Linked DNA regions of Homo sapiens: region 2 is linked to region 1. A link is a contact called in ENCODE Hi-C or POLR2A ChIA-PET data. All regions are on one chromosome and are shown on one strand. The core of a region is the stretch at or near the end of the contact, and the rest is flanking DNA. Distances in the headings are between cores, read along the strand shown.

The links. Hi-C counts contacts between places; a loop is a spot of excess contacts on that map. ChIA-PET counts read pairs that join two places held with the same protein, here RNA polymerase II (POLR2A). Pooled maps may share reads with other maps.
Region 2: a map of posterior cingulate gyrus shows a loop between it and region 1 (2.4-fold over the local background). The contact joins the promoter of MYL4 here to the enhancer-like site in region 1. A Hi-C loop is called at or near these places in 1 of 168 maps with a recorded cell type or tissue (posterior cingulate gyrus) and 6 of 50 pooled maps. POLR2A ChIA-PET finds 5 or more read pairs at or near these places in 4 of 52 experiments (K562, MCF 10A, activated CD4-positive, alpha-beta memory T cell and 1 more).

The regions. Positions count from the first base shown.
Region 1 is chr17:47,066,306-47,073,097 of GRCh38, reverse strand. LOC101927060 (a long non-coding RNA gene) reads left to right here. Exons shown (of 9, transcript XR_243711.6): 2 at 539-626. Among named protein-coding and RNA genes, the nearest start is that of RPRML, 90 kb to the right of the region's middle. RefSeq lists enhancers at 3,948-4,447, 4,448-4,949. Within about 2 kb of position 5,542, at least 38 of the 41 ENCODE cell types and tissues checked have a DNase peak (open chromatin) inside an H3K27ac peak, as active enhancers do.
Region 2 is chr17:47,205,281-47,212,072 of GRCh38, reverse strand. MYL4 (myosin light chain 4) reads right to left here and starts at 2,725. Exons shown (of 7, transcript NM_002476.2): 1 at 2,516-2,725. The coding sequence starts at 2,650. RefSeq lists an enhancer at 6,422-6,521.

The sequences.
Region 1 (6,792 bases), core at 4,293-6,792:
GCAGCCAGATGAATGGGCAGGCAACTTCCCCCCAGCCAGAGTCCATTCCCAGCAAGCAGTAGGAGGTCAGCCCCCCTTAAACCACAACCGAAAGGCCTTTGAGGAACACGAAAGTAAAAATTGAGAGTGGATTTGAAAGAAGGAAGCAAGGAAGGAAAGCCCAGGGGGCTCAGTCCTTGGGAGGCAAGGAGTCCTGGGTGCCAGGGGTGGGTCCACCCCAAGGAGTAGGTGGTAAGGGCGCTTCACATCAAATGCTGCCCAGAAAGCCAGGGCCCTGTAGGATCTAAACCCGTAAGCAGGGAATGACAGGCTGATTCAAATACAGAGCTGTGGGTTCGAGGTGGAGGCTGCAGCTGAAGGTGGCAGGAACCCACTGGGACCAGGAAGCAGGGGTTCACAAGTCACATTCAGGGGCTGAGTCCTGCAGCACCCTCCCCCCACCCCTCATTCCTGTCCCAGTCCAACATCTGTCACCTCAGTAGTTAAAAAGTACGACTGGAATGACTTTGAAAGGGAAACACTTCTGCTTCTCCTTTAGGCTTCGAGGGTCTGGCTTGAGCAGCACAGACAGGGACGTGTCTAACCGGGATGACCATGAGGTCTCATCGCAGTTTGCCACTAACCAGGTAGGCATGCTCAGACCTCTCAGATGGAGAATGTGTAAAATGCCTGTCACGAGGCCTGATATGTACCTGTACCTGATATGTTGTACCTGGTATCTGTCATCCCAGTGGATGTGGCCACCTAAGTGTACAGACCAAGAATGTCATCGCCTAAATGGGTATGCAGGAAGAGTTGAAATCAGTGAGTGGTTAAATCCCTCAGGGCTGCCAGCTTCCTCCTGGGAATGGGTGGGCTGTGGTGGGGTGGGGTGGGGACTTTGGCCTGTGCCTGAGGGGACTGCTGGCTGGCTTGGCCCCACCCCAGCAACTTGGACAGACCTGGGCTAGGGAGGCACATTCACACGTAAACAAATCTGTCCCAAATGCCTGGCTGAGCATCAGGGGAACGCCGGGAAAGGTGATGGCTGTCTCTCAGCTCTCAAACAATCACCGCATAAAGAAGTTAACAAAACCGGCCGGGCGCAGTGGCTCACACCTGTGAGCACTTTGGGAGGCTGAGGTGGGCAGATCACGAGACCAGGAGTTCAAGACCAGCCTGACCAACATGGTGAAACCCCGTCTCTACTAAAAATACAAAAATTAGCCGACATGGTGGCGCACCCTGTAGTCCCAGCTACTCAGGAGGCTGAGGCAGGAGAATCGCTTGAAACTGGGAGGTGGAGGTTGCAGTGAGCCAAGATCGTGCCACTACACTCCAGCCTGGGGGACAGAGAGACTCCGTCTCAAAAAAAAAAAAAAAAAAAAAAAGAAGTTAACAAAACCAAGAAAAGTTAAATGGGCTCAGTTCTCTTTACATATATTGCCTAATTTATGTTCCTCCTAAGGACCCTAGGAGTGCTGTTTTATTGTCTCCACCTGACAGATAAGGAAATGGCAGCTGACCCAGGTCAAGGAAGTTCCTGAGGTCCCAGGGCTAATAAGTGGCCTGACTCCACCACCAGCCCCCAGGAGGAAGCCAACCCCAGCCCTAGAAAAACCCAATTCCTGAGTGAGTGCTGTAAACCAAAAATAAAATTCTAAGCTTCCCAACTGCCTGAATGAACCCCCTCTTGGCCAAAGGGATTTTGAAAAAACCTAAAAACTGAGTTCAGGCCATGACAGGAAGTGGGGCGTAGGCCATGACAGGAAGTGGGGCGTGGGCCATGCCTCATCCTAGCCTCTCCCTTTTGGAGCTTAGACACAACTGACCAGCATTAACATTAAAACAGAATCCTAAGACTGACAGAACAGACTCTCAGCAATTAAGATACCAACTCCAACCTGACTGGTCTATCATCACATGGGAGATGACAGATGGTCTCTTATCAGACCCTAAAAAGTGTCAGACTCTTAGTTAAATCTCTCCTAGATCAGGAAAAGGCCTAGAAAGGGAAGGGAGTCTGCAGGATATAAATTTCCCCCACAAGAGATGGCTTTGCAGGGCCATTCCAAAATATGTCAAAGAAACATATGGTTTCTTCATCCCAACTCCCGCATCTTCCCCTGGACCAAATGGCCTCAGGTCTTTGGCTCAAAGAATTTCAGGCAAACTATTACTTCCTCCTCAGAGGTACTCGGAAGCTCCATTTCATCACAGAAGGTCAGAAACCAACATGAAACAGTTCTGCCAATCAGATTTATAGCCCCAACCAGCTGAGACCAGGTCCTACCAATGCTCCTGAAGTCTCAGAGCTATACTTTCTTAAATGTTCCAACATAGTTAGGAAGGAACAGTTCCAGTTGGTTTCCTGCATTATACTGCCTGGCCTTCTCTATATGTCCAATTTCACTTCCTCCAGAGATCAAGGAAGCAAAAAAAGAGAGTGACTTGGATGAGACTTACGTTAAAAGAAGAAAGGGATAACCTGGTTTCACCACTCTCAAAACACTCTACCATCAGTGAACAGCAACCTCTTCTCTTGAGGGACTTCTCAGCCACTCCCTACGGCCTTCTCTCCACTGCCTGAATTGTGTACCTGGCTGTTCAGAGCCACAGCCTGGCTTTAAGCCATCCAACTGCTGTACCAATTGATGAGTCACGTTTTTTCAATTGGAAAAGAATGACAAAGTTACCCTCTGATTCAGAAAGGCAGCTGATCTTTCAGGCATGTGAGTGCTGACTGAGGAAACCGCACCTCTGTCCACCTGAGGAAAGTTGGATTTCTGTGATGGGTGGGGTGGTGGGGGTTGGAGCTTTGAAGTAATTAAATACCAGATGAAGGGTGAGAAACTTCTAGCTTGTGATTCCCAGACTCAGGGCTAGTGGATGAGGGCAGAATCTTCTCTATATTCTTGTCCCATATCCCAGAGGATTCTAACAAGGACCAAACTCTGAATGAAAACAGGACCATTGCCTGACCCATTCACCAGTGTTTGGCACACACTGGTGCTCAAAAAATAAGCTGTTGAATGAATTGATTAATAAAATAAAAATGAGGCACGGGGCAGGTATCTCCATTTCACACACTGTGGGAAGTTGGGGTATATAACTCTGAAGTGTTAAGATGACTGTGGAGCTCCTTCCATTAAGTCAAGCTGCCAATAAGGCTGAAACCAACTTAAATATACTAATGGGAGGACATTGAAGGTAAACAGCATTCATTTTTTCAACGGAATAAGACTATAAATGGCAAGCAGAGACAAGGTTCTTTGGGGCCCTTTAAAACTGTGGTCAAATGGCCCACCCATCTGATGCCAGGTCCTCAGGATTCAGAGAACATGTGTACCAAAAAGCCCCCAGGAAACTAAATGCTAGCATGGGACTTGGGTGCCTCTGGAATGTCCTTCTGCCTCAGCTACTCTGAGATAACATGGTTCCCTGTGTTCATGGAACCCAGATGGCCAAAAGTCAATGATCCAGCACTTATAAGAAAAGAAAGCCATTCAAGAGCCTCTGTACCCACCTAGGCCTCAGCCTCCCCAGGACCTACTCACCTATACTCTTCACAACAGGTAACATTGCCTCTGGCACCCATCACATCCCCTGAATTTGGCATCAGGATTGATCTGCCATCAGCTCTGGCAGGGAGAGGCCCTTACAAATGCCAGGAAAAGAAACATGAACAATATTCTGTGACCACAGCCAACACCACACAGAACTTCCCAGAGGCTCTCCAGGGCAAGAACACCAACCAGAAGGAAGGGGCAGCTTCCATCATTCTGTGCTAAGTGAGCTGAGTGAGTGGCCATCTCTCACCTTCCAGATATTTGAATGATACCTACCATTCCAGCAGCCAGCACAAGTCATTTAATATGAATGCCAGAAACACAATCCCTGAGGACAGGTGCAGGAGACCAGATGCCAGGAAAAACCCCGGCTGACCCAAGAGTTGGGGAGAGCCCACTGCTCCTCCACCCTTATTTACCACCTGAGCCCCTGCACCCACCAATCATGCTGCTCAGTCTCTAACTGTGGGTCTGAGTGAGCACCTACATTTGGCTGTTGAGGGGCAGCTGGTGGAAGGAGACTCTGCACTAAGTTCTCAGGTTGAATGGGAGTGGGGTCGAGGGAAGCAATGGACGCAGAGTTGGGGTAAAGACATGCGGTGGTGTCAGCGGGGGTGAAAGGACACGGAGATGTCATTTTTTAACAAGATTGGGTGAGGGTGGTAGGAAAGGAGGCAGTAAGAGTTCAGGACAGTTTAGCAAAGACTTAGGGATGGGGTGTCCTCAGGACGGCAGGAGACGGAAAAGAAGGTATACAGTGGCTAGGAGACTAAGGATGAGAAGACACTGTTAAGACTTGGAATAAGGCTGAGATCGGAGTTATCCAGAAGAAAGCGGTGAGCTCAACAGGGCACCAACTTCCTGGGGCTGGACTACGGCTGCGCAAATCCCACCCAGCCCAAAAAAGTAAGTGTGAGGAGAGAAGGGAAAAACTAAAAAGGAAAATCAGAAAAAAACAAAAGAGATGGACGGCAGTGCGTGCGCAGGGGCAGTACCCATGCCGTTGCCCGGCCTGCCAGCTGCAGGAGCAGGAGAACTCGGGAATGAGGAAGAAACCAGGAAATGACAGAAAGAAAAAAAAAAAAGAACGCAAATAGAGAAATGGAAAAAATAAGAAAGATTGGAAAAAACAGAAATTTTGAAAAAAGGATAATACTAAAAAAATAAATAGTATAAAAGGAAGGCAAAATGTTAAGGCATGTCAAAAATTATCTGTAAAAGTCATAAAAAATGCTATAAAAAGAATTTATGCAAAACATATTATATAATTTAAAACTAATTTGGCCTCCTAAATGTAAAACTATTAAGTTTATGTGCAAGGTGTATAAGGAAAATAAAATACACTTTTAATAAAAGGATTATAAAGAGGCATAAAAATTTGAATTCTTACCTACATTAAAAGGTCAAAAAAATTTGTTTTAAAAGTTTAAGCAAGTTTTAAAATGTTAATTATAAAAAAAATTCTGTGTATAAACATATCGGCTAAAGTTAAAGGGGTATCATCCAGTTTTTCTATGAACTGAACATAAAAATAAAAGCACAATAGGTTTTTCTTAAAGCACTAACCTGCTCTTTAACAAAAATTATAAAGGGTTAAAAAGAATCTATAAAAATCTTACCTTATAGTCAAACGTTAAAATTAAATAATATCTACAAGGTTTTATTAAAATGTAGTTTAACATTAATAGTACACTAATATAAAGGTAAAATTTAACTTATCTCTTATAAAATCATACAGGAAACATTATCAAACATAAAATGATGTTTGACTTTCTTTATTCTAAAAACTAATAAAAATAGGTGCTAAAAATTTTCCAAATGAAAATAAATATTGCTAAACCAAAGAGAAATGTTATCTAAGCCCCGTATAAAAAATAAATAAATCTTGTTCCAATTGCATCAAAAAACCCATTAAGGGCCCTCCAGCACAGGGTTAATACCAACGAGTTTCCACCTCCAGCTGCTCCTAGAGTGGCCACAGCATGAGCCATCTGGTGGGGGACCTAGCCGCCAACAGACACTTCCTGTACAGGGGAGGGGGGAGGGGGCCAGGCAGCCGTTAGACAGCACAACCGAACCCAACACCGGGGCCCAACGGCAGGGGCTTGGGCAGGAGCAAGGTCCGAGGGCTGCCAGGTAAGTCACAGGGCCACTCATCCCTAAGGCCACAACGCAAGGGAGCAATAAAGGCCACAGGGAGGCCAAGACCTTAAGGGGAGCCAGGCCGCCGCGTCCCCTAGGCAGCGCTCAGCGGGGAAGGAGTTGGAGGTGTCACTATGGGGCCTCAAGCCCCAAGATGTACAAAGTTCTAAGAAAAAACCCCAAAGTTTCCTTCAAAAGCAACATAAGAAAAAGTTAAAAAAAAAAAAACTTAAGAAGGCACTAAGGACTTATAGACCAAAAAATACCTATAGTTTGCCTTACTTACATTCTACTGCTAATGTCCCCACATTTAAAACAAAAAATCAGTTTCTCAAAAATTATATACTTATTTTCCACTTTCCCTTCCCTCAAAACTAAAAGCCTTTTAGCACAGGTACCACCCCTAACATTTCCAGTACACCAGCACCAGCTTGAAAACCACGTCCTTATCGAAAGATGTAAAAAAAAGAAAAATGCAAGCCAGCCTAGGAAGAAACCTACCTTAAGCTGCTGACCACCAAGACTGCCATTCGCACAGCAAAAAAATAAATTAACACGTCGTACCCAAGTCGAGAAAATGTCATCACCATAAAAGTCATAGGCCATTGCTCCAGGGTCAAGCCCTACCAAATTAAAACTAAAAAAACTTTATCTATCTTTTCTCTCCTTCAACTACTTCCCATCTTATTAATGTAACTAAATCTAACTCACCTCAAATTATTACTTTTAATGCCTGTTTAGTTATCACTCCTCTCTTACCAAATAACAAAACCAAAGTCTCTATAGTAAAAGTAAAAAACCTAAGGCAAACAACAAGACATCAAAATATAAATGCCTGGCTAAAATAAATGAAATATTCCGTTCACTCTTTAAACAAAAACAACTGTTACACTTGTGCGCACGGTGAACCAGAGGTCCAGGTTATCCACTTTCCACTCAAATAGTCTTCTAATCAACAAGACATAGACGACATGGTATCTCCTTTTCAAAATCCTACAGCCTAGGATAGTAAACTGTACCAAACTCTCTCTGCTATTTCCTGAAGTGCAGTAGTACCCTGCGGGTCTGCTCCCAAGAGCCATCCAGCCTCCCATCTTCCAAG
Region 2 (6,792 bases), core at 1,476-3,975, 140 kb before region 1:
TTGTATTTTTAGTAGAGACAGGGTTTCACCATGTTGGCTAGGCTGGCCTCGAACTCCTGACCTCAGGTGATCCACCTGCCTCGACCTCCCAAAGTGCTGAGATTACAGGCGTGAGCCACCACACCCAGCCCAAGTCATCATTTTGATTTAAGATCTTGTATGTTACCTCGTGGTCCTTATGCACCCCACCCCACCCCATCCCATCCCATCCCCTCTCCACTGGTGGTGGTTCCAATCCTGGAGCCTCTTCTTCAAGTGCCGTCATTCCTAGTCCTAATTCTGCTGCTGCTTGTGCTGTGCCCATCCTGTCTCATCTCCGAGAACTGACCTCCATTCATGAGGACCCAGATATGGCAGCCATGAGCTGGGGATAGGTTGGGGCAGTGGGGAGTTAACTGGGTTGGAAAGAAAACTAGTTGTGGCTAGGAATAGACTGCCAAAAGTAGGGGGTGGTCAGAAAGTTAAAGGAACCCCCTAGATGGGGTGAAGGATGCTCTGCATTCACTCTCTGAGGAAAAGGCACAGTTTGCCTTACTTTACAATGCTTTAAGAACCAGGAATAAACATGTAAGAGCAATTAATGTAAAAACTTAAAATCTCAATAGACGTGGTCCTAACTACACACACTGGGCTTAAGTTTGCTTCTGTTCTATCTTCGAATCTTTTTTATAATTTATTTATTTATTTGTAGAGACAAGGATCTTGCCATGTTGCCCAGGCTGGACTCAAATGCCTGGCCTCAAATTACCCTCCCGCCTCAGCCTCCCAAAGGGCTGGGATTATAAACATGAATCACCTCATCTGGCTTCTCTTCTGTCTTGGAGTAAAGAACCTTCTAATCAAAGGAACTGGGTAAGTATAACACAATAATAGGGAAAATGTCTCTCATAAAAGATACCTATTTTTTTTCTACTTCAAAGCAACTTCAACAACCCCCATGAAGATGCAGATATGGAAAAGAGGATTGCAACCAGGGGTGCAATTTCTCACGGGTGAGAAATTGAGAGAGGAGAGTGAATGAAAGAAGTGACAGGCCAAGGGAAGGACACCAGTTTGATGCCACTAGGCAGCTGTTGCCCAGACACCAGGGACAAGGCCTGGCAACCCACCCAAAGGCACAGTGCTTTATGGGAACAAATCAGAAATAAAGGCGAGGAGGGATCCTGAAGGGTGAAATAGTCAGCTTTTCCTGCCAGGCTCAGCTTGTAAATGGAGTGATGTATGACCTAGAAAACCTGCAGGTGTTTTCAGGGTCCTACAGTAGCCTCAGTTTCCCCAGAGTGAGCCATAACCAAGCTCAGAAAAGGGACAATTGCCTCCATCTCTTGGCTAAGCAGTTCCTGTCCCTTGCGGGGACTGGGTCTTTGGCATAATACTTGTAGGGTTATCCCGGCTGTGGGTATGAGAGGAATTCTCAGAGGGCAGGGAGGTCATACAATTAGAGCTCTGGGTTTTAATTTCCCTGCCTGCTTGTCACAGAACCTTGTCCTGTGCTCTTATTTTGACCTGATCCCTCACCACCCCCAGCCCTGTCCTAAGGCTGAGATCCCTGGGGGCTCAGCACTCCCAACCTGTTATTAATAGCTCTTCATACCAGTAGCCACTTGACCTTTTCCACTCTGGTGCCAAGGCTTAAAACTGCTCCTCTTCAGAGGTCTCTGGCCCCCTCCCTCTTCAGCCCACCCCTCTCCCACCAGTTCCATTCCTTCAGCAGCTGGGCCAGAGAGCTGGGAGGTCTAAAATGACTGAGTCAGCATGCAGGGCCCACACCAGCTCCAGGGAGAGGAATGTTTTGTGTGAGGAGAGCAGGGTGGGGCAAAGGAACCAGGCCCAGCTTCCTGACCCGGTTGGAGAGAGGGTCTCAGCCCAGGGTGGGCCAGTCCTCTGCATGCTACAGATAGGAACCCAGGCTAAGGCCACAGAAGGAAAGGCCCGTCTGGGTAAGGAAAGAGAGAGAGGAATCCGGGCTCCTCTTACCTTAACCACAACCTCCTTCCCACCCTGCCCTCACCTGCCGTAAGAGTGTTTGTGAGTGAAGCCTTTCCCAAACTGCCATGCACAGGGAGGATATTCCCTGACTGTTTATATCACTTACTCCAAGTTACACTGGCAGCTGCCATGATCTGTCTGTTCTCCATAAAGATATCCCACTACCTCCTAGGAAAAGGCTAGTCTGTTTTACTTTGCTATGGTGGTCCTCATAATGCCTTATAAAAGGGTGGATGGATGGTTGGTTGTACCTCCCCCCATTCCCAACTTAGCTGCACAAATCTAGGGTAGCAGGACAGGGCTCCCTCAAAGCAGCACCTCATTCTTGACGGAAAAGGTTTATGACTCAATCTCCCCCTCATCAGCCCCAACACCCACTCCACTGCCCCATGGGACTGCGATCTGGGGCATGGACACCCTAGTCCTCATCCCAGTCCAGCCCACATAAAGTAGATCGCTAAGCTCCAGAGCAAAAGGACTCTCAATGTCATCCCCACCTCTATCCCAATGGCTGAGCCTCACTTACCTTTACACTCTTGGGGTCAAAGGCAGGTTCCTTGGGAGCCTCAGGAGCTGGGGCAGGGGCTGGTGCAGGGGCTGGAGCTGGAGCTGGAGCTGGCTTGGCTGCCTCCTTCTTAGGCTCAGGCTTCTTGGGAGCCATGTTGTCTTGTTGGGATCTTTGGCAGAGGAGTGATCTAAGAAGAAACCGAGAGACGTGGCGTCTGGGAGATGAGATAGGAGCCTGGGCTGCCTCCCTTCCCTTTTATCCTGGGCAGGAGCCCCCACAGAGGGGCTGGGTGAAAGCAAGAGCAACTGCTGCTGACTATAAAAGGAAGAAACGCCAGCAGGGTACAGCTGACAACTGTGTATTGTCACCAGGTTTGGGGCCACCAGCCCCCTCCCCTTCATGCCACAGCTCTCTCTTCACCTCTAGGACAGGCTGATCCCTTCTTGCCAATTGGTGGAAACCCAGAAGGACCAGGGAAACAGACCTTCTCAAATATGCCGGAGCAGCCAGAGAGATGAGCTGACTTGAGCAGTTGATAAGCCTCACACAAAGCCCAGGGGAGGGTGAGGCTTTTTTTAGCCCCTCCCGAGCAGAGGCAGCCCACTGCACATTCCTTCTAAGCCAAGATCCTTTAAGCTGAGAGCCACTCTGGGCCCTCAGCTCTGCCTAGAGGCCCAACTCTCCAGGCATGGAGCTCTGAAGCAACAGCTGGTCCAGCCAACCCACACTGCCCCACACCCTCCCAACTCACAGGATGAAAGCCTCCATTTTCCAGAGCAGGCATCCCAGGAACTCCACAGACCTCAGATCCCTAGATCTACCCCCTTACACACAACCTCAGTCATTCATTCAACAAGTAGTGAGCACTGAACCCATGCCTAGGCACCTAGGAGAGAAGCAGAGAGATGTGGTAGAAAGTCGAGGAGACTGAGGGTCAGAAAACTTGGGGTTTAGTTTTCACTTTACCTCTAACTCATTCTGTGCTCTGTGTGTGTGTGTGTGTGTGTGTGTGTGTGTGTGTGTGTAGTGCTTACTACTATCAGTACCAGGAACTGTTAAGTGCTATTCATATAAAATCTCATTAAATCTTCACCATGATCCTATAAGGTAGATACTATTTTGTTTGTTTGTTTGTTTTAACAGAAACAAGGTATCGCTCTGTTGCTCAGGTTGCAGTGCAGTGGTGCAATCACAGCTCACTGCAGCCTCGTCTTTCCTGGCTCAAGCGATTCTCCCACCTCAGCCTTCCGAGTAGCTGGGACTACAGGTGCACACCAGCACACTTGGCTAATTTTGGGGGAGTTTTTTTGTTTTTTGTTTTTCAGTAGAGATGAGGTCTTGCTAAATTGCCCAGGTTGGTCTTGAACTCCTGAGCTCAAGGGATCCACTAGCCTCGGTCTTCCAAAGGGCTGGGATTATAGGCATAAGCCGCCACGCCAGGCCAGGTAGATACTATTATTATTTTCACTTTACACATGGGGAGATTGAGACTAAAACTGGATGAACAACTTGGCCAAGGTCACTCAAATAATTAGCTATAAGCTGGGATTAGATGTAGATATGTCTGAGTCTAAAGCCTATGCTTGAATAATGTATATGATAATCCAGTTGTCGGGGAGAGACATACAAGTTTCTGCATTTATTGGAGGAGTCAGGATGGATACACGCTGAACTGTTAACAGAGACACCTCTGGGGACCTAGGGGGTAAGGGTGGGAGGATAACAGCAATTTGCAGTTTTTTACTTTTTTCACTTCCTGTATTAATGGAAATTTTTATAACGAGCATTTACTGTTTATGTAAAAAAAACTTTGAAAGTCAACAAAATAATTCAGAAAAATAACAACAAAAAAGCTTATGTATCCACTACACAAAACTGCTTTGTGCTGAATCTTTAGACTCTACAGTTCAGAGGAAAAGAGGAATAAAGCTGAGAGAGGCAAAAAAATCACTTCGCCTTTCTAGGCCCAGTTTCCTCACCTGTAAAGCAAGATTGCTAGACTACAGAATCCTGGTTGCTGTTAGCTCCTAAGCCTGCAATTCTGGGTGCCCTGGAGCCCACATCTGCCCATTTCCCAGCTCTCTAACTACAGGTTCCATGCCCCAGATCATTGCCTTCAGAGCCAGAAGGACCCTTAGAGATCATCTGGCCCCATGCTGTTTTACAGGCAAGGAATCTAAGGTCCAGGGAAACGTTGAAGTTGCCTCAAGACATTCAGCTACTTATAGGCAGAGCTGGGCCAACTAATTCTGTTTCCTGGGGTGCAGTGCTCTCTGTAGCACACTGCTCTTCACTGCTCCTCCTGTAGCCTATACACGCTCACTGGTGGTGACAGAGAAGCCCTCAAAGGAAACGGGCAGGAAAAAGGGCCAGGACTTGCTCAAGGGAATACTAGAACGAGACCAGGGCCCAGATTCTAGCCCAGCCCTGGTCCTGAGCTGGGATGGTGGCTCCTTTGCTCTGTGCACCTCACCTCCTCCCCTCATCTTCTGCCTCACCTCTCTTCCTTGCCGGCTACCAAACTTGATTCCTTGTACCTTCGCTCGCACTCTTCTATAATCCCTGTCAGTCCTCTCCTTGACCTACCCCATTCCCCACAGGGGTTGGGAGTTCAGGTTGTTGGTGACGAGGAAAGAGAAAAAGTGGAAGCCCAGGCCCTCCTCCTTCTCCACCTCCACCTGCATCCCTTCCTGGACTGCATCCTGCGGAGTTTGTGCAAAAATATACAAACTGGGATTTCTGTAAAGAGCTGCAGGATAGAAGCTGGGAGACCCAGGCACTAGTCCTGACTCTGCCAGCCACTTCCTCTCTCTGGGCCTCAGCTTGCTTATTTTAAAAGGAAAAACAATCAGGAGACTTTCAAACCATGTTCAACAGAATCCTGAGACTAGCAATCTTGCTATCTTGCTTTATAGGGTGACATGCTTCTGGCTGCAGGGTACATAGAAAGGCCAGACCTTGGAGCTCCTTCCACCACCATCACTTCAGTCACCACCACTCCTGTGTTTTACATACTGGAGCTCCCAGTATGTAAAACAGTATCATTTTCTAATGGTTCCATGGCTTAAAATTTTTTTAAATAATCACTGAATGACACATGCCCCCTTCCAGTTAAAACACACACGCACACACAACAAGTTAGTATTATGTTATTGTTGTAGTTATTCTACAAAGACGTATGATCCTCAGAAGAAAAAGCTGGAAGGTTGTTCTTTCCTTTTCTTCTTTTCCTTTTTTCCCCCACCCCACTCCCCTTTCTTTTCTAAATTCTAAGAAGCAAAATATCAGGTCTGCATGGGAACAGAGCTATGAGGTTAGAAAGCTGGGAAAGCCGAATGGGGCTCCGGAGACATCCAAAATCACGCAAATACTGTGGACTCTGGAGGTAGACAGTGATGGGTCTGAAGCCTGGTTTTGCCACTTTCTAATCTAGGCCTTAGTAGCCTCAGGACCTTTGAGGATAAACATTTCCTTTTCAAATTGTCATGAGATTTGTATGAAATAATGTTAAGTAAGGCACTGCAAACAACCTCTGCCATGTAGGAAACATTCGAAGATGTTCATTTCACTTTCCTTTGCCAAGCAGGTTGAAGCTAGAGGTGCATTCAGGCTTCCCAGATTTGGAACTTCCAGAGAGAGGTCCACATGAGAAAGGGACAAGGTAAGGTGACAGTGGCTAAAGGGATTTTAAGGTGTGGGATTAGGAATGAGGAAGAGGTGGAAAGGAATGGAAGCGGGGGGAAGGGCAGCAGCTGGGAACTCATGGTGTAAAATATTTGTGGCTCAGAAAGCATGTGGCAAGTCTCTAGGGCCAGGCAGCCTGTCTGACGGAGAACACTCAGAGAAGGCATGCCCAACCACCTGAAACCTTAGGCACAGGAGCCCCAGCAGGGGAGGAGACGCTCCTCAAATCAGTTTCGGATTCGTTTTCAGCAGCCCCAGTGAAAAAAGTGCCTGGCACTTCAGAAACAACTGGAGGAGAGCTGTGGTTTCAGGGAAAGAGCCATGCATGAAGAAGCAACATATCAACCCCTGGCCTTGTTTTTACTAAAATTCATGACGCCACGCTTCATTAGAGCCCAGTAACTGGAGTCCGAGCTTCCATCGTCTTATGGTCTTCATTCTGTTTCATGGCCAGTAACTTTCACCTTCAAATCTTACCAATCGAGAGCATCCTTCCCAGGGCCTATGACACAGACTTGCCCTACAATATGTGTTGGCCCATCAGAGCCAAGGAAAGAAGGAGATGTAGTAGTGTGAAGAGGCAAGTATGGCAGTGGGTACTGGCAGCCAAA